5 separate regions of the Homo sapiens genome follow, and regions 1, 2, 4 and 5 are each linked to region 3. The links are chromatin loops, found by intact Hi-C in ENCODE. Cell type or tissue: heart right ventricle. All regions are shown on one strand.

Evidence for each region. Hi-C counts contacts between places; a loop is a spot of excess contacts. Peaks named below come from ENCODE experiments on the same cell type or tissue, not always from the same donor. Only the 100,000 strongest peaks of a DNase experiment are listed, where the experiment ranks them.
Region 1: it touches region 3 in a loop (3-fold over the local background); 37 of 110 quality-filtered maps call a loop at or near these places.
Region 2: a loop joins it to region 3, with 3 times the contacts of the local background. A loop is called at or near these places in 39 of 110 quality-filtered maps.
Region 4: it touches region 3 in a loop (6-fold over the local background); 35 of 110 quality-filtered maps call a loop at or near these places.
Region 5: a loop joins it to region 3, with 11 times the contacts of the local background. A loop is called at or near these places in 39 of 110 quality-filtered maps.

What each region holds. Positions count from the first base shown.
Region 1 is chr5:64,956,067-64,961,066 of GRCh38, forward strand. The region is part of intron 11 of CWC27 (CWC27 spliceosome associated cyclophilin); the gene reads left to right. Among named protein-coding and RNA genes, the nearest start is that of CWC27, 190 kb to the left of the region's middle. In heart right ventricle, a CTCF peak has its summit at 2,923 (motif pointing right); no DNase peak of the experiment used is centred here.
Region 2 is chr5:64,802,428-64,807,427 of GRCh38, forward strand. It overlaps CWC27 (CWC27 spliceosome associated cyclophilin), which reads left to right. Exons shown (of 14, transcript NM_005869.4): 10 at 1,802-1,959. Among named protein-coding and RNA genes, the nearest start is that of CWC27, 36 kb to the left of the region's middle. In heart right ventricle, no CTCF peak of the experiment used is centred here; no DNase peak of the experiment used is centred here.
Region 3 is chr5:65,098,621-65,103,620 of GRCh38, forward strand. It overlaps LOC107986419 (a long non-coding RNA gene), which reads left to right. Exons shown (of 3, transcript XR_001742682.2): 3 at 632-1,200. Among named protein-coding and RNA genes, the nearest start is that of CWC27, 330 kb to the left of the region's middle. RefSeq lists enhancers at 3,869-4,369, 4,370-4,870 and a silencer at 4,352-4,641. In heart right ventricle, CTCF peaks have their summits at 2,664 (motif pointing right) and 4,758 (motif pointing left); DNase peaks (open chromatin) are centred at 2,681 and 4,621; H3K4me3 peaks cover 1,088 bases; H3K27ac peaks cover 1,696 bases.
Region 4 is chr5:65,035,225-65,040,224 of GRCh38, forward strand. No RefSeq gene overlaps it. Among named protein-coding and RNA genes, the nearest start is that of CWC27, 270 kb to the left of the region's middle. RefSeq lists enhancers at 290-806, 2,638-2,932 and a silencer at 367-416. In heart right ventricle, a CTCF peak has its summit at 2,812 (motif pointing left); DNase peaks (open chromatin) are centred at 327 and 2,978; H3K4me3 peaks cover 1,194 bases; H3K27ac peaks cover 4,247 bases.
Region 5 is chr5:64,809,063-64,814,062 of GRCh38, forward strand. All of the region lies in intron 10 of CWC27 (CWC27 spliceosome associated cyclophilin), which reads left to right. Among named protein-coding and RNA genes, the nearest start is that of CWC27, 43 kb to the left of the region's middle. In heart right ventricle, CTCF peaks have their summits at 2,162 (motif pointing right) and 2,368; no DNase peak of the experiment used is centred here.

The DNA.
Region 1 (5,000 bases), 140 kb before region 3:
TAGAAAATAACCCTTAAAAAATTCTTAGACACGAGTCCAAACAACATAACAATCTAGAATGGTTCAACACATTTAACTTTATAAAAGGCTCACAAATAATCAATAATTAGGTATAGGAATATTAGAAATAAAAATTTTTATAAGAGGCTCACAAACACCTATGAATTATTTTTGGCAGTATAGGACCAACAAGATATAAAATGTGGCTGCTCATTGCTTACCAAAATAAAGTTCAAATTTCTTTATTTGGCATTCAGAGACTTTCATGATCAGAGTTTTGTCTTATTTTCTTTATTCCCCATCTTATTTATACATTCTTCATTTTCAAAGAATAATTTTTCTCTGCCTCCTGTGCATCCTGCCCTGTATTTCCTTTGGTTGTTATGTCTTGGTTATTATTTCTCGTTTACCTGCTATTGCCAAATCTTATTTCTCCTTTAATGCCCACTTATGCTGCCACTTCCTCTACCCAGCTTTCCCTCTCCCTTCTCTGCATGAATTTCCTAAATATCAGAACCTCTCATGTTATTTGTACCACTACACAGTAATAGTGTATGTCTTACCCTTTGTCCAGTATATAAGCTCCTAACCTGGAAAACTGTCATTGGTTTCCCTCACTCCTACGCATAATAGTACCACCTACCACCATAACTGTTTGCACTAAATAGAGTAGAAAAAGGATGAGCTTTGAAGTCTGACAGCCTTGGATTCAAATCCTTGCTTCATCATTTATTAGCCATATAAACTGGGGTAAGAGATAACCTATCTAAACCTCTGTTTCCTCATGCATGAAATAGGGATAATAATACCCCTTCTGTTGTTACAGAATTAAGTAATAAAGCATGCACAGTATCTTAACATTGTGTCTTAGACATGCTAGATCCTAAAAAAATGGTGATGGTGCTGGCAGAAGTGGTCATACTTATATTTTAGAAGCTACTTTATTGCTTCAGTTTCCTCAATCACATAGGAAATCTAAAGAATACTCTGCAATACCACACATGCAAGTATTTTAAGGACTGTTTTGAACAGATTTGTAAATTCTTATAACTACTTGGAGAAAATTACCTTATGTTACAAAACAATAGAACCCTCCTTTAAGTACTGTTAGAAACACAGATATTCTGCAATGCTTAATTCGCCTTGGGCAATTTTAGGTAGTACTTCTTGAGTCTCCTTTCTCATTGGCTTCATAAATTCTTTTTATCTTGAAGAATTTTTTTTTTCTTACTGCTACAACACGGGGTACATAATTTGTAGTTTCCACATCCAGAATGGCAGGGCAACATGGAAATGTTTTCAAAATGGCCATCGAGCTACAAGAATTGCGGATCACACCATCTGCAGAAGCACAAAGTGTGCTCTCTTGAGGTACCTGGGGGGCAACATCAATCAACCTGTGTGCTAGTCCAGAGGTTTGCGTGAGGGAGAATGAGCAAATTTAAACAGGAACAACAAACTACAGCTGATAGGTAGAAAGCTGGAGCCCCCAAAAGAAAAGCACATATGCCCCTCAACAATTCTCAATAATCATTTATATATTGCAGTTGTGTCTTGTGATCATTACTAAGAATACAGAAACATCTGTAAAAAGCTGCTTATCAAGTAGTCTATCTGACAGGCTCCCTGATAAGTTTATGTAGTAGACCCACTGTTTAATAAAAAACGTTATTAGGGAGACTCTGGGCACACTGCCCATGGGTTAACCCTGCTCCTCAAGGAGCAGTATAAGAAAAATTATTAGTAAAAATAAGACAATTAAGACCAGTTTTAATGTTTTGTGTTCAGAACCTGTCTTTACTGATCTAAGTTCTCTCTATCCCTTAACATGTTAGGTAAGATTACTTAAATTTATTTGAATTGATTTTTAGTATAATACTTTGTGGTATCCTAAATTATATGCTGTCATGACTATAATTTATTACCAACATAACTGCTATTTGAATTATAAACTCAACAAAGCCCTTTACTCCTGAAAAGACAAGATAAAATTTTGTATTTTGATAGGAGTAGGGCTTTAAAACAGGTTTTTTTTTTAATTTCCGACATCTTAAGGGAAAATAGCAAAAGTAAAAATTTTAAAAATTCCTAATTTAGAGAGTTAAAACTATATTAAGGATACATTCCATTTTATAAATGTCACACTATGCTGTAAATGTATATAACCCCAATGTGATTACTAGTTTGTTATGAAGCATATGTGCAGTGAGAACGTGCTACAAAGAGAAAGTGTATATGGTAGTGTGTGTAGAAACGAGACACTGGCTTCTCGTAAAACCTGTTTTCTCATACTCCCAGTTTAGCACAATCATTGAACTTCTCCAAACCTCAGTTTTTTTATCTGTAAAATGAGCAGGTTGCTGATACCTAAGAACTTCACAGTACTCAAATTTTATGTTGTGATTCTAGACATATTCCTTTTATGCAGAATTTAAAAATCAAGATTAAGCATTCAGTAGCATGTAAATATATAAAACTCCTAGATATGAACTCATATATTCACAAGCTACCCTTCTCTAATGGAAAATACAGTCGAAAATCAGTGAGTATTTTCAAGTTTATATTTTAAAACAGAATCCAATCTGAAAAACTGCATAAATTTTAACTGTATTATTTATTCCATGAGACAATTTGTAACCTGCACATTTCTCAAATTCTCTAATGGAAAAACACAGAGGAAAACGTTCTGTATTATTTTATTTTGAGAATTATTTTAAGCCCCTCATAACATGAAGCAATGAAGCTAGGATAAACTATAGAAGAAAAAAATAACACTTCCATGTAAATTAGACTGAATTACACATAATCAGTGTTCAGTGTTGAGGCATACTTTAATGTTCAAGTATATTTCAGATAACCCCTAAATTATTTAACCACTTTTAACTAATTTTCATGAACCTTTAGGAGGCTTATTGACCACCAGATGGAGCCAGTATTGTTCAATTTGTAGCATAAAAATATGCTGAAAATGAAAACTGGTGAAACAGAATGAATAAATGGTAGTTTTTTTATTGTAGTCCATAGTATAGAAAAAATAAACTTTAGCATCCTTCTGTCTAGTTTCTGTAAAATACACATGTATAGAGACCCCCCCATTAAATTATTTTTTATTATGAATAGGTTTTTATTTTGGCAGCTCCATTGGACAAGTTTTCTTCTTATTCACTATTTGAATATATCACCTTAACAACTTTCAAGTATCTTTAAAACAAAGTTAGTAAGGCTTTAGTCTCTGGTCACTAAATAAATATTATGGGTTGTAATAATGAAAAAATGATAGTATAGAATATATTGCCTATAGGCTCTCATTTTATTGTCACAGAATATTCCCATTATAATTTCCACGATGGATTTTCTTAATAAAGCAAAAGAAAAGGCATTCTGACTGGGAGAGGGAGAATATGTAGTTTATCACCAGTAGCTCCTCAGGAGAGATGGTAAAACCACAATGAATGGCTGCAACTCTTACCCAGAAAGCTTAGTGCCCAGTGGCCCTAATCAGGGGTAACTGCCTTAAAGCTGACTTCATGAACTCCTCTCACCTTTATTTAACAAGTGTCAGGAATTATCTAATCCCTTATACCTCAACTTAATTAGGCAACCATCTATTGAAAAAGTATTTGTATGCTAAGGGCCCTAAGGCCCTACAAGTCCCTCCAGGAACTTTTCCATTCAGTAAAAGCAGTAAGGTGACTGTAGACACTGTTGTAATTCAGGACCTAAAAATGATCTATCTGTTTATTTGTCCATTCAGCTACTATTTATTTAGCACATACTATATGCAAGGCATATGCTAGGCCACAGTTCTTGCCATGTGAGTTTACAGCCTGGAGGGCAATATAAACAAAGAAGCAGTTATGATACGGTGTGCTTGGGAGCCACGAAGTGTTTTGAAGGTTCAAATGAGGGGAAAATTTGATTAATTAAGGAGAATCGAGAAAAAGCCATAAGGGATTCTTCCTAGGTAGAACTTAACTGAGTAAACCCACTGTTTGGTCTTTTTTTTCCCCTCATTATCCATTAAACCATATATTATGGTCTGGGGGAGTTTAGGGCCTTTTTTTGAAGGATTTTATTTCATCGGGATATACCCAGTTGGTTACCTGATGCATTTTTGTGTCAGATTGGAATTGTTTTCCTAGGGATTTTTTTTTTTTTCTCAAACATGAAGAAGAAACAACCAAACTGGTTAAGCGCTTGTACTTTAGAGCCAGACTACATAGGTTTATATCCCCAGGCTTATAATCCATGTGATAAATTATTTAACCTTTTCCTGCTTTCGTTTTCTCATTGGCAAAATGAAGTTCATAACATATTTTCCTGACAGAATTGTTAGTTAGAAGATTAAACAAGTAACTCAGTTACCAGTGTCTGGCATATAGTAAGTAATTGAAATGTTAAATGTTAGCCATCGTGTTAGCTATTTTCAAGTCTGATACTTTTCCTTGAATTAATTTAAGATCTGGTATATTAAAAAAAAATACAAATTGACTTTGTATTTTCCAGAAAGTATGAGGTACAACTAGACATTAGTAGCATTAACATTTTTTATATCCATCAAGTCTATTTTGTTAATCAAATGATGTTTACTGTTATTACCACATCACCTTTATTTAGTTAGCAAAAATTTTCTTGAAATAGTAAATCCAGAGACATTTAAAATCATTTATAAGCAGGCTTATTAACAGTTGCTGTCACAGAATAGCCACTCAGTACACTTCTTTTTTTTTAAGAGATTGTCTCGCTATGTTGTTCAGGCTGGCTTTGAACTCCTAGGCCCAAGTGATCCTCCCACCTCAGCCTCCTGAGTAGCTGTGACTACACGCCTGCACCACTACACCCAGCTCAATACACTGTTTTTTTTTTTTAAATGAATGAATTTGCAGCTACTTAGAGCTGATAGCTCCTTGACTCTGGTCCTGAGACAACAGAGGGTATAAGTATAAGCTCTTTTAATCTATACAGTGAAAGCTGTGGATAGATAACATTGGTTCATTAGG
Region 2 (5,000 bases), 300 kb before region 3:
AGTGAGGAACAGTTGAAAGGTGTTTGTTAAAAAGAAGGATGCTATGATCAATTTTGCATTTCAGGAAGATCACTATTGGCGATATTATAGAGGACAAATTAGAGGAAACAGACTGATACTGGGAAGCTATTGTAGGAGGAGAGCTTGATATAAGACCACAGCTGTGAGATGGGAAAGAGGTAGATTTGAAAGAGGTCTAGGAGGTGACTGATTCTACACTATGAGGTGAGGGAGGAGTAGTCCAAGACAACCACAAGGTTTCTGGTTTGAGCAACTTGTTAGATGGGTGCAAAAGAAAGCATAGGGTTGAGGTGGAGAAAAGGATGAAAAATAATGAGCTTAATTTTATACATTTCAAGATTGAGGTAATTTGGAGACATCTGTGTAACATAATATGGGTCTAGAAGTTAGGATCAATGTATAGGATAGAAAGTAAAAGTATAGATTTGCTCTTAATATCATGGGTGAGTGACTAAAACTGTGAATCCTTTCCCAGGAAAATGTACTACATTCACAACCAAAATTATATGAATTTGCAGGGAATTTTTTTTAGATCTCCTGAGGCCTGAGCATGGAAGGCCTAGGTTGGTGGTTGTCACCTTTTAGTGCTTAAGAATTACTTAAACATCTTGTTGAAAACATTCGTAATTCCTACCCCAGAGATTTTGGTTCAATAAGTCTGCAATGAGGGCTAGAATTTTAGGTGTTAATAAACAACTATGTAATACCATCTAAGGACCAGACTTTGAGGACCAGTGCTTTAGGGGTCCACAAGTCTCAAATTAAGAATCCTGCTTCACTACGACTCACCAGATCAAAGAAAGAATCACAAAAGAAAAATGATCCACTTGGGGTTATTTCTTCCTTCTTCTCTCCCCTCTTTCTTCCCTTTGTTCCTCCATCTGTCAATGCTGGGCACTATTCTAGGAGTTGAAGATACAGCAGTAAGCAAAACAGGCCAGAATTTTAGCTCTCATGGAGTGTTTGCTGTAATTGGATGACAGACAATACACATGCAAATAATTAAAATATATGGTGTATCAGATAGGTGATAAGTACTTTGGAAAATAAGCCAGGGAAGATGAAAGAGTACTGGAGGTAAGTGTGTGGTTCTACCATTTTAATAGGTTAATCTCATCACCAAGAGGGTAACATTTGAGCAAAGATCTGAAGGAGATGAAAGAGCAAGCAATGAAGAGATATCTGGAATAGAGTATTTGTTTCAGGCTGGAGAGAACAACAACTCCAAAGTTGGCTAGTGTTGGTGGGCTGGAGTTGTAGGAGATTATGTCAGGGAGGTTTAGATTGCATAGGGCCTTGAGTGAGTTGGGGACCCACTAGAGGGTTTTCACAAGAGAAGTGATTGCTGTGACTTGGATTATAGAAATCTCAGCTTCTGCACTACACCTCTTCTACTTGAATTGATCCCTGTTGAGGTCAGTATGCTGGCCAACTGCCTTCAAAAGCCACATTTCCCACTGAGATAAGAATAGGAATATAGACAGAATAGCCCGAGTGACACAGAGGGAGAAGTCTGCTGCACAAAGGAGCTGGGCATGAGTTGAGCGAACAGCCTTTCCTGGGGTATCCCATAATTACATAGTTGGCTTAGAGCAGAACCCAGGGCTATTCCCACCTGTAGCAGATTCTTCAAGGGCTTATAATTCAAAACAAAAGAAAACAAAATAAAAAAAAAAACCTAGTTTAGAATGCAATAAGGAGATTCAGTGGATGCAATAGATCTCTAGAAATGAAAGGGGAAATTGAGCACCTGGCAAATACTCATTTTCCATTTCTACAGGATGGAGAAGATGAAAGTGCAGAGCATGATGAATATATTGATGGTGATGAAAAGAACCTGATGAGAGAAAGAATTGCCAAAAAATTAAAAAAGGACACAAGTGCGAATGTTAAATCAGCTGGAGAAGGAGAAGTGGAGAAGAAATCAGTCAGCCGCAGGTGAGTCAGTTACTGTGCTAGATATCAGAGTTTTTGTCTTTTTATATTTCACTTTAATTCAGATTGAATCCTCTCTTCAGCTAATTTTTAAAATACTATTTTCATAATGTTTGATAAACATAACAGTTGTACAAATTGGCCCATTAGCAGGCCTAAAATAAAATACACCAAGCTTAAAGTAAACATAACAATGATCCTATGAGTTCAATTCCATTTTATTTCTCTCTGATCCTTTTTTAGAAAGGCTCTATACTTTCATATATATAGGGTAATAATGTATTAGCTAGATGTGGAAGAATGCATTTGTTAAATACCAATGAGAGCAGTAGAGTAATTGTATAGAAAGAAAAGAGACATCCTCAAATAATTTCGGTAAGCAAAATTTGTCAAAACTGATGAAGAAAATGAGTGAGCCTGAAAACATTCTTAAATATCTTTTCAAGTCTGATTTACCAAATACCATATACCTATCCTAAGCTCAGTAGTATCATAAAATAAATTTCAGCAAATGGTGAAAAGTTTACTGTCTGGTGATGAAAGTTTGTTGGATTTATGACTCAACATTTTATTCTCCTGAAATTCAACTTAATTGAAAAATTATCTCTTTTGTGATTCTATTTCAACTTTATAGTATACATTTTAAATAATATTGCTTTAAAAAACAATAGTATTTGTTTTCTTCAAATACTATTTGGGGATAATATGAATGTAACTACATTTAAATAACATTCTTTTTCCCTATCATGTTTCTCAACCACATGTAGAAAAACTTAAAAAGGATTTCCACGCTATCATTGCATAGCTCCCTCAATTTTTTCTTTATGTAATCAAATAAAAATGATTCCCAGAAATTTCCACTAAAAGCATAGCTTTTAACATTTAGAAATGGTACTTAGGAGTCATCTTAAATGTCTTTTTTCCAGCAATATTCACCTGACACTCAAGTAATCACTGTTGAATAATTTTACATACTAGATTATATTATATATACCATACATAGTAGCTAATATAGACTAAAGATTTTAGTGATCATATGCATGCTTCTAGATTCATAGAGTTGAAAAACCTCTCATTCACACTGTAACTTTTAGTTAAATCATGAATATAATTATGGATACATAATGTTTTATTCCTCTCATTCAAGGCATGTGTTTTCTGATTTTAAAAAATTATGAATTTTTTTAAAGGTTAGGTTTATAATGTAACAAAAATATATTTAAAAATTTTAATAGATGAGCCAACCAAATATTTATTTATGTTAGATTTAAGTGTTCCTTAAACTCCCAACTCAGTCTTGTAGGCTTTAATCAATTTCAAATACTTATATACCCTATAATATAAACTATAATTTAGCAATGCTAAATTTTGTATAAGAACTAAAGTTCATTTTTAATGTACCTTTCATAAGTGTCTTTAAAAAATTGTTTACCTAATATTAAGAAAAGTCAAAGTTTGCATTTTCCAAAATTGTGTTCACTCTTACAATTAAGGGTTATTCTTAAAAGATTTCCTTGGCTGTAGTATGGGCCTGATGACCAAACATGGCATTGATAGCTAGATTTAGGAATCTGATCTATCATGAGAATACTGGAGAGCCACTGAAGTTTTTACAGGCAAATGATATATTGAGATTGTATTTAGTATGGAGAATGGATTGATAGAGGAGTGTTTTGGGCTATTATACAAAATACCATAGACTGGATGACTTAACAGACATTTAAAGCTTAGTTTTTATGGTAATTTCTTACATAGGAACATATATATCCACTTACTTATGTAAACAATTTTTCTCTTTTTATAAATCAGTATAATTTGCAAAATTAAAATCACATAATTTGTATATTCACTGTAGAGGAAAAAGTTATATTCAAGTGCATTGCAAGTCTACTAAGAAAATTAAATAAATTTAAAAAGTACGTTAAATACTTTTCTACTTAGAAAAGTAAATTAAATAAGAAGTCTCCAAAGGTGGCTTGAATATTTTAGGTAAACATGAGTATTGTGGACATTGTTGGATTCTTTTAGGTAAAATAATTGGCAAAGTGTGCCTTTGTAAATGGTGCAGACAGCACACATTTATTTATAACTGTTCTGTTCCCCCACATTTTCATTATTCACATTCTCTACTCTCCCTCCTTCATCCTATCTGTCCTACCTACAAAGAGAAACAAAAGAAAAATAAGGTCAGGATAGAGGAGAAAGTACAGAATTTCAAAAGGAAGAAACAGTTTTTTCCTCTAGTGTAGAAATTTCCATGATTGTCTCATGACCACGTATTTTTTTCAGTTCATAAAGTTGCCAAAATCAGACCCTGGCATGGTGGCTCATGCCTGTAATCCCAGCTGCTCAGCAGGCTGAGGTGGGAGGATTGCTTGAGCCTAGGAGCTCTAGGCTGCAGTGAGCTATGATCCTGTATGGGCAACAGAGCAAGACCCTGTCTCTAAAAAAATAAAAATAAATTTTAATAAATTTCCAAATCATTAGTACTTTTGGTTATTTATACCAGCGAGTCTCTGAAGTTAACTTTATGGTTAAAAAATAAAACAACACAGGAAAGCTCCAAATGTACTGAAAAACTACAACGTGGTAAAAGGGATAATTATATTTAAAGGAAAGTCACTGCTCAGTTTGAGTTATAATGGGTATAGCTGCCAGCCAGATAGGATGTCAGTGTGATATCATTATCTATTCAAAAATGTGTACTCTTGATACATGAGTTTTCATCAGGGTGTGCTTGAAGTACTCTATTATCCTTTGGTCATTCTTCCATTTAAGCAGTAGGATCAGAAACTAGACTAGCCCACCAGCCCTTTAAGCAATGAGCCGTTCAAAGTATAATTTTACTGAAAACGTGTGGTATTGCTTCTATTGGTAAGGAAACATCTGGAATCTGTTAAAGCTGGTTATCACTTTTGGATGTTAAACCTACACATGTATTTATTGAGTGCTTAATATTTAAACTGGGGAATGATATTTAACAGAATAATTTTCAACAAGTTTACATATAGTAGGATCTTCTCCTAGTAATGTGTTCTCAACAA
Region 3 (5,000 bases):
AATGTTCACAGACACTCTCATTTATCCTGCCTAACAATCCTGAAAGGTAGAGATTATTATCTGCACTTTAAAGATAGAGGAAGGCAAGGAAACAGTGTTTGTTCCACTAAATGACAATTTTCCACCCACTTTTTCTCTTACTTTCTCCTATACAAATGTTTTTGGCTCAGTTGTGCCATTTTCTTGCAGGGTGACCTCGGGCAAGCTCCTTTACTTTTTTAAGGCTCAGGTTCCTCATGTGTAAATGGGGGAAACAATGGTACAAATATCATAGAGCTGGTGTGAAGATGAACAGAAATGACCTACTCAGTCCATTTGGCACACACAGTGCCTGGCCTGCCATATTATCACTACTACCTCAGGTCCCTCCTTGCACTCCAACCCCTCAGACCCAGGCCCTTCTTGTACTTGGTACTTGGTTGTTTTGCGTGTATTAGCTTCAAATCCTCAACTACTCAACAAGTTTCCAACAGGAAGAGACAGTGCCTTCTCCTCCTCCTCCATCTCCCACCACATCGAGTGCTATGGAATGTTCTGTCTGGAATCAATAAATATCTAATTGTTTGAATAATCAGTAGCATTGTTTCTTATGCCAACTCCTGGACAAACTTTTCCATAAATTCTCTTACAGAGTGAGCAGCCAACCATGTGGATTTGATGGATGTCTCCCAGATATGTTCTTATTTGCCAGCCAAAGACGGAGGAGAGGCCTGTCTACTTTATTCAAGCAAACTTAAACAACCTGCATGTTGTCATGAGCTGGATACCCACACTGCATTCCTTAGTAGGCTCCCGACGAATACCAATTTTCTAGCTAACTGCTTTCCTTGCCTTCCCATCCTAAGCCCAAACATCACTTGCTAGATTTCAGTGAGATAGAGCATCTCCGTAAGGAAACTTAGATAAGCCACGTCTGACAAAATCCTTAAGGATTTCCCTTATTCCTTATGGATTAAGAAATCCTTAACCCATAAGGAATAAGGGAACTCCACAAGGAAACTTTTGTAAGAGATTTCATGAGAAATGCCAGGCCTGCCTTTGGGTCAATGCACACTCACTCCCATCTCCTACAACCTGTGGCTGCAGTACTCACTACCGGCCAGTTGCAATCCAAGATCGGAATGTTGAGTCTGACATGCTGCGACGTTTATAACCATCCAAGAAGAAAAATAAAATAAACCAAAAAACAGCTTTGTGGCCGGGCGCAGTGGCGCAAGCCTGTAATCCCAGCACTTTGGGAGGCCAAGGTGGGCGGATCACGAGGTCAGGAGATTGAGACCATCCTGGCTAACATGGTGAAACACCGTCTCTACTAAAAATACCAAAAATTAGCCCGGTGTGGTCGCAAGCGCCTGTCGTCCCAGCTACTTGGGAGGCTGAGGCAGGAGAATGGCGTGAACCTGGGAGGCGGAGCTTGCAGTGAGCCAAGATTGCACCACTGCACTCCAGCCTGGGTGACAGAGCAAGACTCCGTCTCAAAAAAAAAAAAAAACAAAACAAAACAAACAAAAAAACAGCTTTGTTTAGTACAAAACATTACTAAAGTAGTATTGTTGCCAGAAAAAGGTATCCTGATCCAGGCCCCAAGAGAGGGTTCTTGAATCTCACACAGGAAAGAATTCAAGGCAAGTTACAGTGTACAGTGAGAAGAGATAGTTTATTGAAAGCTACTCAGATACAAAGTAGGGCGTCCTCAGAAAGCAAGAGGAGGAATATATCATCTTTGTTGTAAATTCTTCTATAGGGGTCTTATCTATGTAAAGTTTAAGCTAAGTTATATGTATGTGTGGGTGGGCTGACAATGTGACAAAATGTATTACTTTGTTGATATAATGGAAGTTATCCTTGGCATTTTAGTGTGTGGGCACATGAAAGCATGGCTATAATCATCTTAAAAGTATATATTATCCTGTGATATTGGTGCATCTGGGCATTTTGTCGTCATAGGAGTTTGTTCTTGCCGGTATTATGAAGCTGCTTCCTTAGCTGTAAACATCTTAGGACATGGTCATGACCGTGCCTTGTTAGATTTAAGATACAGTTGATTTTAAAATGGTGTCACCCTGGCTCTCCTATGCACCTGTTTACCTAACAGTATCGATAAAAGATACTTAATAAGTTGGAACAAAAAAGTTGGCTTAGGAATAACATAAAGTCACCCAGAATATTTCATCCTTAAAGAGATTTAACAAGTATTTCCTGAGCACACCCACCTCCATCTCCTTTTGAAGTAAGAAACACCATTTGCAGTAGAATGCTTCATTTCCTGAGCATCTGCTTTGTGCCAGCCACAGCGCTAGACATGGGCATACGGCAGCTTTACTGCTGCTCAGCTCCTGTGTGCCCATCCTCTCTCCTTGCCCTTCCCCATCCTCATCACTCCCCACGATGACTCGGAATTCACCCTTCACCCACAAGCCTGCCTCCCTTGATAACCTGGTGAAGAGTGATATGGACACAGGAGGTAATCAACAAATACTTGTTGAAGGAGTGAACTTGAGGAGAATCCAAATCTTCAGATCCTCAGGCCTTCAGCTCATGACACATAGAGAAACAGTCACTGGTCCCCTGGGAAGCAGGGTCCTCCAAAGCTGTCCACAACACCACCTGGAAAGGGGAAGAATTCCTTTCTGGGTGAGCCGCACACCGACTTGCACCAGGGGGCAGAGTGAGCAGCACTTTTGGAGTTTGACCTGGAGCCAGGGCCTTTTCAAGGGAGTCCTCCCGGAGTCATTTGAGACCTCCCAGTAAAACAATATGTTTTCTGTGCTTCTCAGCACATTCATGTTTCTAGTCAAAGTGCTATTGGGAAATGTTAACTTTTTCTACCCTTGAAGGAACAGTGGCCGCTGAGAGACGGTGTGACAAAATTGTGCTGAGGGGTCTTCCAGTCTGAAAGGCCAGTTCCAGGAAGCCTACAGTGGGAAGTAAAGGCCAGTTACAGTAATCCCATCATTGGGAGGTATTCTTATTTTTATGTACCAAGAAGACAGTATAATATTTAGAGGACAGTAAACCCCAGACCCACACTGTTCCATTAGACTCTTCCTTACTAGGTCGGAGGCAGCACTCGGGCACTGTAAGCCTAGCTTTATCAAGACATAATTCAGAAATGCAAACGGAAGAAATTTTACTGCAAATGGTATTTCTTACTTCAAAAGCGAGAACTGTTTTCCCTTTTATGGTATCTTAGATATCCATTTTTTGAAAATGTTTTCCCAGCACATTACAAATTACTTCAGAGTTGGGAAATGCTCCTGCTAGGAAGAGGCTGAGTGCTCGGAGGGTTGGTCTCGAGTCCCGATCAAAACATTGTTTATTTGGGCAACTACATTCTTCTGTCAGTAAGGCCTGGGGAGTTTACTATTAATCCCAAATGTAAACCTCTGTTAGAGTTGCTTACAAAAGGCGACTACTATTTAACTCTTATGTTCACAGCACATCTTGTTAATTCCTCCAATAAAGGAGAACTCAGCTCTTGCGTTTGAAATTTCCAATTTTTGGTTAGGTGACCTTAAACTACTTCACCCCTGATCTCTACTCCCATCTTTATTCTTTCTCCACTTACGGTGGGACTTCCCTAGAAAACACCTGAGGTTTACCAATTTTAGAGGGGACCGAGGGAGAGGCAGGAAATGGTGCCTGGTGAGAGCACGCTCCCTTCCTGTCTCAGAGGGTTGCTGTCTGGACGGGAATTGAAGAAGAATCAGAAATACGTACTGAATTAGGATTGCTAGAGTTAATAAAACAAACGCACACGAATTTTTGTGTGGGTCATACTCATGCTCAAAATTTGTCGTTGTCTATCTGATATTCATATGGAACTCAGTGTGCTGTATTTCAGCTGGCAACCCTTTACTGAATGGATAACCCAGATTTGGACGAAACAGTGGCTGGAAGGTGGAGGCCCTCAAAGTCTCAAAGAGAGAGGTCCTCAAGATTTCTTTTCTAGGGCATCCTCTAGTACTCAGGGTAGAAACACAGAGTCTGTGGTGGCCTTGGGGGCAAAGACGAATGTGTCCTCTAAGGCTGGCCCACCATGGGGAGGAATCCGTGTTGAATGGAGACAAAGAGAGGTGTTAGGAAGCAGCACTGGCGTCCTGCTTCCTCTCCCTATGGGTTCCCTCTGCCTTTCTCCCTCGTCTCTCCCGGAGGGCTCTCTCCCCTCCACACGCCTCCTCCCCAAGAAACCAACATAAGATAATTCTCTTCACTTTAGTTCTCCTGTGCCTGGGTGTAGATGGGAATAAAGCGATGAACCTACGGGGCGAGCGGTGGGCAAAGCTTTCTGTGTATTTGCAGCTCAGCAGTCGAGCGTCCACCCCAAGCTGCATAAACTTGGGTGCCCTCGCCTCCGGCAACCCCGGTGCTTCAGTGCTCCCGACCTTTCTCTGCCGCCCCTCGCCTCGGCGGCCGCCGGGAGCGGCTGTGGGGTGCGCCGGTCGCCCCGGGCCCGAGCGGGAGGAGAGTCCCGCCCCGCCGCGCCCCGCCTCCGGGCGCCCCGACGCTGCCGGCGCGGACGCCATTGCTGCGGCCGCTGTTTGTTATTAAACTGCCCAGAGAAAGGGCTTCGAGTAAAAACACCAACTTTCCAGTCGGGGCGGCGCAGGTCCCCGGGCCCTGGAAAGTTCTGGGACGGCCGAGGTCTCCCCGGACACCCGCACCCACGCCCCCGTCGTGCCCTTTCTGGCTTTTGGCTTCCTCTCCTCGATTTCCCTTTTGTGCGGCCCCGGGCAGCTTCCTCAGGCCCCGCCGCCCCCACCTGGCCGCCCTGGGAGCTGTTCCTCCCCCAGCAGCAGGAGCATCCAGCTCGGGTTTTATTACCTCCCGAGACACTCGAGGAAGCCTCAGGTGGGTTTCCATGTCAACCTTCACTGAAATCCAAACATTTGGCGTTCTCAAAGGCAGTTTAACCTCTGCCACCATTTTTTTTTCAAAGCTTAAAAAAAAACCTAGAACTTTCAAAAGCCGCAGGCTTCTGGGGGTTTCTAGTCAGAGGG
Region 4 (5,000 bases), 63 kb before region 3:
CCTCCAAAAAACTGGCGGCTGTGAAACCCATACTTTAAGAAGCATGGCCTCTCTCTCGAAGTGGCTTCCAGTGACGGTCCTGGATCTACTTCACCCTTTTTGGCTCGGGTACTGGAACAGGTCTCGGCCAAACTACTGTCTCACCGCCATAGTGATAATCATCTTTAAAAGCACAGCTAGTCGGTGCGCGACCACTGCGCGGTACAATAAGAACCTGTCGGGGAGGGACCACGGCAGGCGACTGGGAGCTTGTGGACTGCCAGGGTCTGGAGCGGGCCCGGCCATCCCGCCGCTGCGCATGCGCCACCCAGGCCGCTGGCCGGAGAAACCTAGTGGCGGCGGGAGGCGGGAGGCTGGGAGTACGCGGGGGAAGCTGGAAGCGGGAAGCGGGGAGACGCGAGGTGGGGGCGGGGCGCACCGGCGTCCCGGCTGGGCGTGACGGGCGAGACCCCAGCCCGGTCGCGGCGTCTGAGGTTGCAATCTCGTCTGGGGCACTCTCGCGCCTCGCCCCTACCCGACTTCTTTTCAGGGATTAGTTCTGACTTCATGATTAATCAGCACTTTCTGGTTTCCTTAGGGTGACGTCATCTCTGCTCAGAGATAAAACAGGCTCCTTTTTGAGGGTTGCGGGCAGCCTGGGGGCCCGGGTCCGGGAGGCTGTCCCGGGGACTGCGCCCCGCCCACAGGCGACAGCCAGATCGCGCTGCCGGCCCCTCGAACGCTGGGTTCCCTGGCCACAGCGCGTCTTGTTTATTGCTTTTGCGGACTGGTTAAATGCAAAAGCTCAAGGTTTTCTTTCTTTTTTCCGTAATTATAAAAGTAGGACATGCTCTTTTAAAGGGTGGAAAATTACGAAGAAAAAAGTAATCACCCAAAGCCCCACCCTCTAGACTCAACCTCTGTTAACGTTGATGCATTTCCTTCCTGTCTCCCCCCACAACCCCCTTTCTTTGCAGCAGATCTTCAGGTTTTTAACGTCATTTAGTCATGTTATATCATTTTGTAGCCTACCTTTTTCACTTATATTGTGGCAGAAACTTTTTTGTGCTTTTTTCAAACATTGCTTTAAAGATCATAAAGATCTACTCCTTTAGTAGAGGTATCATCAAGTACTTAAACACTATTTCCGTTTATGAGCATCTAAGATGTTCTCAGTTTTTACTAGTGTATGAGGTAGACCATCCCTTCACCCTTACTTACATTTGCCAGGGTTTGATGGTTGGTGGAGCATACAAGCCCAAACTAAAAATTTGATCAAATATATGTCAAATTGTGAGCAAAACTTGAAAGCTTCTGCTCTTTTCTATATTGCTAATGATAGAGAACCTGGGCAGAAGCTGATTATTTGCAGGATGAGCTTTTGTGCCTGTGAAGGAAGGCCCTGACCTGAATGGGACGTGGAGAGTTTTGCAGTGGAGATGGAGGCTGGTGGCAGAAGGCAGAATGAGAAAGAGGGGCCAAAGAAAAGAAAGTCAGCTGGCGCCTAAAGGAAAAACTCCCCATGAAGATAAATGGCTGATGATTTTTGGAACACTGATGTTGAACATGCTAATTCTGTTAGTCCAAGCTCCAGTCTCCTTGTTTCTTTTACTAAAAAACTAGAGAAGTACAGGAGAAAGAACTGGGCCTAAATGAAGAGAGAGTCACACTATTTAGTGCATTTTCTGCCTTCTAATCTGTCCCCCTTCTCTAAAGTCCTTTTCCCACTTCATGAAAGGGTAATATAAGGTTTCCGTAAGATTCTAGATATCCAGGATAAGCAGAGGACATGAACCATCCAGATCTTCTCCCTCTCTCTTTTTTAAGATGGGGTCTTGCTCTGTCACCCAGGCTGGAATGCAGTGGCGATCTGGGCTCACTGTAGCCTTGACCTCCTATGCTCAAGAAATCCTCCCGCCTCAGCCCCCAAGTACCTTGGACTACAGGCACACACCACCACGCCCGGCTAATTTTTTTATGCTTCTTGTAGAGATGGGGTTTCACCATGTTGCCCAGGCTGGTCTTGAACTCCTGCTGACCCCAGGCAAGCTGCCCGCCTCAACCTCCAAAAGTGCCGGGATTACAGGCATGAGCCACCATGCTGGGCCCATCTAGAACTTCTCTGTGAGGTCTGGCATGAGCCTACTTCTATTTATCCCCTGCAAATCACTTTAACTGAAAGCTGTTCACTTCTAAAATGAGGTTACAGGAAAAAAAAAGTAAGTATGTTTTGGTAACTGAACGTGATGGTGGGAGAAAGGCTGGTGGTTTGAGAATAAACTCAGCCTCCCAGGGCCTTTTGCCTAGAAGGTCTTACACACTCTTGCATTGGTTAGCCTGGTTAGTAAAGGGCATGCAACTCTACTGCTTCTAAGAACACTGTAGGTCCTTCCTGTGCTCAGAGTTGTGTGACGATCTGTAACTCAAGGGAGAAGCTGGAACAGCCAGCTTTTGACATCTCCCTTGTTGCTTGGTCTGGAGCAACTTTCCCTTTATGAGAAAAAGTGTGACACAAACTCTGTCTCCAACCAAGCCAGTTTTCTCCATGCTGAGTATCTGTAAGAAAAGCCAGATTGATCAAGAGGCATTCTCTGCTTGGTTTAAATTCGCATGACAAAGTAGGCAATTTTGTGTAATTGGCACGTGCTTTGCAAAGTAGCCGTCCATTCTTGAGCCACCTGAGAACTGGCAGTGAAGCAGTGATTTAACTTCAAAAGGGTGAGAATGGCTGTGGTGGCTTTCTTTTCCCTCTTAAGGCGGAAGAGGTTCCTGTCTCCCTGTCTCCTTCCCAGAACAGCTCCCTCTACTGACGGTATGGCTGTCATCCTCCCTCTAACCCACTTCCTCACCTCTGTGGTCTCCACCTAGAATGCAGGTGACTGTGTCTCCATAGGGTGAGATTTGCTCAAAGAGTAGAGAAAACCCGGCATCCTGAAAGCAACACTCCAGACCTGGCTGCCAGCCACAAACCCACTAGCTCCTAGATCTCCAAATCTACTCCTTTGTTTAGTACCCAAGGATTCTCACTGTTTCCATTACTGGAGGAAGGTTCCCTTCTAGCCATCCAGTTCACATAGGATTGGGAAGAAGCTAGCTCCATTCTCATCATAACCGGTGAGATCAGTTCCTCCAGGCTTGGGCTCCCAGCATCCCTTCTCCAAGTCACAACATTCTCTAGACACTTGCTGACCCTGCTATGTTCTGCCTGTTAAAAGGTCATCTGCTTTTTGAATTCTTTCCACTCTCCTCCCAGTTATTTGTGATAGTCTCTTAGAAGGTTAAAAATAACATTTATTTCCCCAGTGGTTTTGTATATTTCCATTTGGCAAACTTTATTTTGTTCCATGTGTTTCTAAGGGAACAGAAATGAAAATGGTTTATGTCCTACTTCCTACACTGGGCTCAATGATGTTGTCAGAAATGGAATTGTCTTTCGGTCCAAAGTGGGTACACCCAACCGTAAGCTAGGCTTTAATGCAGAAACTATATAAACTACAAAGACAATGGACATTGTTTGGCTATTGGAAAATCTACTGCGTTATACTTCCTTTAATCAAGCCATGAATTTTTTAATAGATTCAAGCCACTTTGCACAGACATGATAACAGTATAAAACTGGGTCACATTATAAGCATGAACCATGACACTGTGTCCCATTACTGAAATAAAACTAAAGGCAACATAAGAAGTCAAGATGGAGGGTGGTTGTTACTGGAAGGAGCACATGGAGGGGCTTCTGTGATGCAGGAAATGTTCTATTTGAAATCCAGGTGATAATTACATGAGTATGTTCAGATTGTGAAAAATCACTGAGCTTTACATTTATAGTCACATTTTTCTGTATTTATGTTCCACTTACACAAAACACTTAAACAGAGATTATGTTGAGGTAGACAGTTAAAGCAATGGGAGTGATTGTTCTTTCATTCAACAAACATTGTTTTAGTTCCCACTTGGTGCTCAATGGTAAGCAAAGACTTTGTACATATTACAGAATGAGTAAACTAAGGGCCACACAGCCTGATTTCAAGGATTTTACAGTTAATAGTCAGCTACAACGTAAGTTACAAGCGTTCAGTGTGTATACCAATATTAGATTCTTAGTTGGGACAAATAGACCATAGTAATATAAGATGTGAACATTGGGGGAAACTTGTTGAGGAGTACGTGGGAAATCTCTGTGCAATCTTTGCAAGTTTTCTGTAAATGTTGCCCTCTTCTAAATTTGAAATTGTTTAAAAATACTCAATTTCATAAGAATGACTATGAGGGAGACATTATTTTTGGACCAAGGAAATCAGAAGTGTCTTTGTAGAAGAAAAGAATGATTGAACTGGACCTTAAAGGAAGAATGAGATTATAATAAAGGGAAATGGAAAAGAAGTTTTTTAGATAGGGGAAACATGATACAAGAAACTGTGGAATGTGTGAAAGGACAGGACAGGGACTGATGAATTGGGAGCATGAAAAGGGTTGTGTACAATAGGACCCAAAGGGCAGAGGGCCTTGAAAGCAAATCGCGAAAGGCTTAAATTTTGTAAGTTAGCTAACAGACAAAAATTAAGCTCTGAATTGCTATAGAAATCCCTTGTTTTACAATGAAAAGTAAATATATTAATTACAAAATAGAGGCCGGGTGCGGTGGCTCACGCCTGTAATCCCAGCACTTTGGGAGGCTGAGGCAGGTGGATCACCTGAGGTCAGGAGTTCGAGACCAGCCTGGCCAACATGGTGAAACCCCGTCTCTACTAAAAATACAAAAAAATTAGTCAGGTGTGGTGGAGCATGCCTGTAATCCCAGCTACTAGGGAGACTTAGGCAGGAGAATCGCTTGAATCTGGGAGGCAGAGGTTGCAGTGAGTCGAGATCACACCACTGCACTCCAGCCTGGGCAACAAGAGAAAACTTCTATCTCAAAAAAAAAAGATAAAAATTAATATACTTAAATCATCTCCCCAAATCTCTGTATGTCTACCATAGAGCTAAAGGAATTAAGTCATAATATTTATAGAACACTTACT
Region 5 (5,000 bases), 290 kb before region 3:
ATTACCCATAAATTCACCTCTTGCCCCATTCTAGTTACTTCCCCCTCATCTCCTAATAGTAACCACTTTTCTAACCTTTAAAACAATATTATTTTTAATTGACAAATAGTAATTGTATATATTTATAGGTTACTATGTGATGTTTTGCTGTATGTATTCATGGTAGAAAGATTCGATCAGGCTAATTAACGTATTTATCCACTTCAGCAACTTACCTTTTTTGTGTGTGGTGAAAACATTAAAAATGTATTCTTTTAGCAATTTTGAAGTACATTAACTGTGGTAAGCATGCATTACAAAGCTTATTCTTTTTTTTTGTTTTTGAGACGCAGTCTCGCTCTGTTGCCCAGGCTGGAGTGTAGTGGCACAACCTCAGCTCACTGCAACCTCTGCCTCATGGGTTCAAGCGTTTCTCCTGCCTCAGACTCCTAAGTAGCTGGGACTACAGGAGCGTGCCACCACGCCAGGCTAATTTTTTGTATTTTCAGTAGAGACAGGGTTTCACTGTGTTAGCAAGAATGGTCTCGATCTCCTGACCTCGTGATCCACCCGCCTCTGCCTCCCAAAGTGCTGGGATTATAGGCGTGAGCTACTGTGCCAGGCCACAAAACTTATTCTTCTAGTCTAAGCAAACTTTGAGAAATGTCTGTTTAGGTATTTTGCCTATTTTTTAGTTGGGTTATTTGTTTTATTGCTGTTGAGTTGTTTGAGTTCCTTATATATTTTGTATATTAGCCCCTTATCAGATGTATGATTTGCGAATATTTTCTCCCAATCCATGGGTTGTCTCTTCACTCTATTCATTTCCTTTGCTGCGCAGAACTTTTTTAGTTTGATGCAATCCTACTTGTCTATTTTTACTTTTGTTGACTGTGTTTTGGGAGTCCTATCCAAGAAATCATTGCTGAGTCCAGTGTCATCAGGCTATTCCCGCCTCTTTTTTTTTTCTAGTAGCTTTACAGTTTCAGGCCTTATCCGTAAGTCTTTTATCCATTTGGAGTTGAGTTTTGCTTATAGTTTGAGATAAAGGTCCAATTTCACTCTTCTGCAGGTGAATATCCAGTTTTCCCAACATTTATTGAAGAGACTTTTCTTTATATATTGTGTGTTCTTGACACCTTTGTTGAAAATCAATTGACTGTAAATACCTGAGTTTATTTCTATACTTCCTATCCTGTTTCATTGGTTGAGGTGTCTGTTTTTATGCAAATACCATGCTGTTTTGATTAAAATAGCTTTATAATACATTTTAAAATCAGAGAGCGTGATGCCTCCCACTTTGTTCTTTTTGGTCAAGATTGCTTAGGCTATTTGGGGTCTTTTCTGGTTCCATACTAATTTTAGGATTTTTTTTTCTATTTCTGTGAAAAATGACATTGTAATTTTGATAGAAATTGCCTGGAATCTGTAGATCACTCTGGGTAGTATGGACATTTTAATATTAATTCTTGCAATCCATGAATCCAGAATGGGATATCTTTCCATTTATTTGTGCCTTCTTCAATTTCTTTCAATGTTACATAGTTTTCAGCAGACAGATCTTTTAGCTTCTTGGTTAAATTTACTCCTCTAAGTATTTTTTTAATGCTATTTACTTTTCTCACATCTAAGAGCATACATTAATTTGGGGCAATATACTTTATCAAAGCTCTGTAGATATTCTAATATGCATTCAGTGTTAAGAATTCTACTCCCAAACACATACCTCCTTGATTATTTCTGAGGTATAGAATAATGTAAAAGTGGATGATATTTTGTAGGGTTACCTCAGGTCTTTCACAGAACTTTTGCAGTTCAACAGGGTTAAGACATTTATCTCAGCTGCACTTGATTTTAATCTTAAGAAAGATAAAAGGGTCAAGAAAGTGAGAATCAAGTAATTTTAGAGAAAGAAAATAAGATATTTGGGTGTTTCTAATGTTTTTTTAAAATGTGGCTGATAAGGAATAAAATCAGTATCTCTCAACCTTGTTTGTACATTTGAATCATCCCATTCCTGAACAAGCTGTTCATAAATTTTGGTATTCAGCCATAAGAAATTTTTAAAAACACTCCATGTAAGTCTAATATCCAGCCAAGGTTGATGAAAACTGGGGTAGTTTGCAGCTTGTTTTGGAAAGTCCTATTTTAAAGCTTATTGTAAAGAATCCTTTTTTGCCTGTAGGTGGAGCTCAGCTACTGCAAGTTGATCATGTAAATCAGATTGTGTTGTCTTTCCTGCTTGTTTTTAGCATCTGTATATTGATACATAATAAATGACTAAACAATAAAATCAGCTGTAATAAGTGGACCAGATAGTAAAAAATCAGTGGTTTGTTAGGATGATTACAGCATTATAGTAATGCTATCTTTTATTGTGCAATTTCTATCATCTATAATTTTATTGTGATTCTAAATTTTTATTGTGATTCTAAATTAATTACATCAAATTGAAATATAAATGAAAGAAATCTTAACATATACCTTAAAATCACAATCATTAAAAATTTCATGATAATCTTTACGGTTAACTAGAAGGGCATCAGTCTTAGTGTTTGAACAGGTTCTAACTTTATCAGCCATGTTCTACTTATATGCCATGTTTAGTTGACTGCAGCACTGTTCCATTTTTAAGAAAAAATGATCTTATTTGATAAAGTTAACTGGAATTTGTGTTTTGCTCAGGAGTTCTGTTAGGTTGACTGAATATGAGATATATAACTATAATGATAGCATCAGGAATTTAGATATGAATATTGAAGTTGAAAATAAAGATCTTATGAATTGATTAAGCTCTAAATTGTGGAGCATGGGATAATAGAGTCATGTTTTCATACCTTCTAAGGTCTGGATGAACACCTAAATTAGCTGTTAGTGTTTCAGATCTTCTTTTGTTGGGTTTGAAATATATGATTAGGAATTCTTATGGAACTTTGGATATTTTTTCCCCAGAATTTCTAGACTTCTCAGAAAAATTAATAAGCTTCTTCTCGTACTTAGATAATTTTTGACTCTTACTGTACTTTGTGTCTGGATTCTCTTACTTTATGGTTAGATTTAGGAAGTACAGAGTTATCCTTAGTAAATAAACATTGTTTGCTTTAGGAAATTTAAAAAGATAGTTCAATATTTAAATTTCAAAAATTTAAAGGATAGTATACATTTTTAAATGATAGTACAAATTAAAAAAAACAGGTTAGTAACAAACATTGAAACCCACAGATATTATAACAACCCAATTCAAACCATTGAAATTATCATCTCTAGGATGTGCCTCTCTTCATCTCACAGAAGATTTATAAGCAAAGAGTGAAATTAACTAGGACTAGAACATTTCTGCTTCCTTTCATTCTCTTTTGTCCCAACGTGTTGGACTGAAGCAGACAGTAAAAGAAAGGAAGAGAAATAGAAATCCAAGATCTATATACTGGGTAGTTGGTCTCTGAATAAAGAAAATTTGCAGTTGTTTTTTTGCTTTGGTATGGAGTAGTAGTAATCCAAATGTTGTATTTTCAGGAAATCTTTCTGTTTAACAGCAAATATTAAGCTTTGGACCAGTCTCAGGTTTAATGAAATTTACATGCTAATTTTTACTAGAACTTGATTTTTATTTTTGTATATTTTTTCCTAACCAATCATTCTATTCTCAAATATATGTTATTCGTGTTCCCAGCCACTGTGTAAGAACTGGTGCGTGCCAGGAAGTGGTAGGCTCCAGGAACATGAAAATAAAGGAGATATGGTTTCTATCTGGAAATGTTCACAATATAGTGTAAGAATAAGAATTGTCAACAATTAATTACAATTCAGTATGACAAGCGCTCTGCTAGACGTGCATACAAAGTGCTATGGATGTTAAGTAGGCAGTATATATTTCAGGAAAAGATCAAAATACCAGATTTAAAAGGGTTGAACAAAAATTGCCATTTTTGCAAATCAAAAACAGTCAAATATCAGCAATTTCATATGTATGACTCTGATGCTAATAAAATAAGTCATTTTTTGGAGCTACTATTTAAAAGGAATAACACTTTAACATTATATTCAATTATTTAAATAATGTTGCATAATCTCTCAATGTAGACTAGGTGGTTTGTTTTAATTGCCTTTACCAGTTATGGTTAAAATTTTGGAATAGTATTAATTGTAATAGAAACCATACTATATTTAGCATTTCTGGCAAGCTTCCATTTTTCTTCTGTTTGGACATTAATAGCAATAATTTTTGGATATTCTGGACTAAACTGTTTCTTGGGCCACTTGAAATAAAAATACCACTTTTAAAGTGCCTATTCAGTTCATTGAGAACCAGTTAATCCGTATCCAAGGAATCACCTTCAAAACAAACAAACAAAAAAAATCCTTGAACTTCAGCTATGTATATCAGAAATATGACAACCCTACTGTTTTTACAATTAGATTTTGTATGGCAGACAGGAAGCAGTGAAATGCACATGTGGGAGAAGCTTCTCTTGTCAAAATAGAAAAGAGGTATTTGCATCTCTTTAGAATGTATTGATTTATATTATCCTTGAGAGTTAGAATCCATTGATCTCACTGCATCAGTTTATAGGGAATAGAATTGTGCATTTGAAACATAGATTTGACATTATGTGCAGAAAAACATTCTTTAAGTTATTCAGCATTGGTCTCTACCCCGGAACAAATATAGTCATGTTGAAAAATTGTGAAATATTCACTGCTTTCTGGCCTTTTTAGGCCATATACTGTGAATTCCCTGTAAATTAAATTGGAAAGTATAGTTTGGGAAGAGAAGGGCCACTGAAGAAGTAAAGTTCTTCTTTGTTTTACACAAAGTTGGAAGTACATGAAGTTATGCAAGAGCCTGAGGGAAAATTATAATTAGTGATTTTATTTTTGCTATCTCTAGCTCTTCTTTTACTCCCCTTTTCCTCTAACTCAAGCTTGTCCAACCCGTGGCCCATGGGTCACATGCAGTCCAGGATGGCTTTGAATGCAGCCCATCCTGGGCTTTCTTGGCAAACTTTCTTAAAACATTA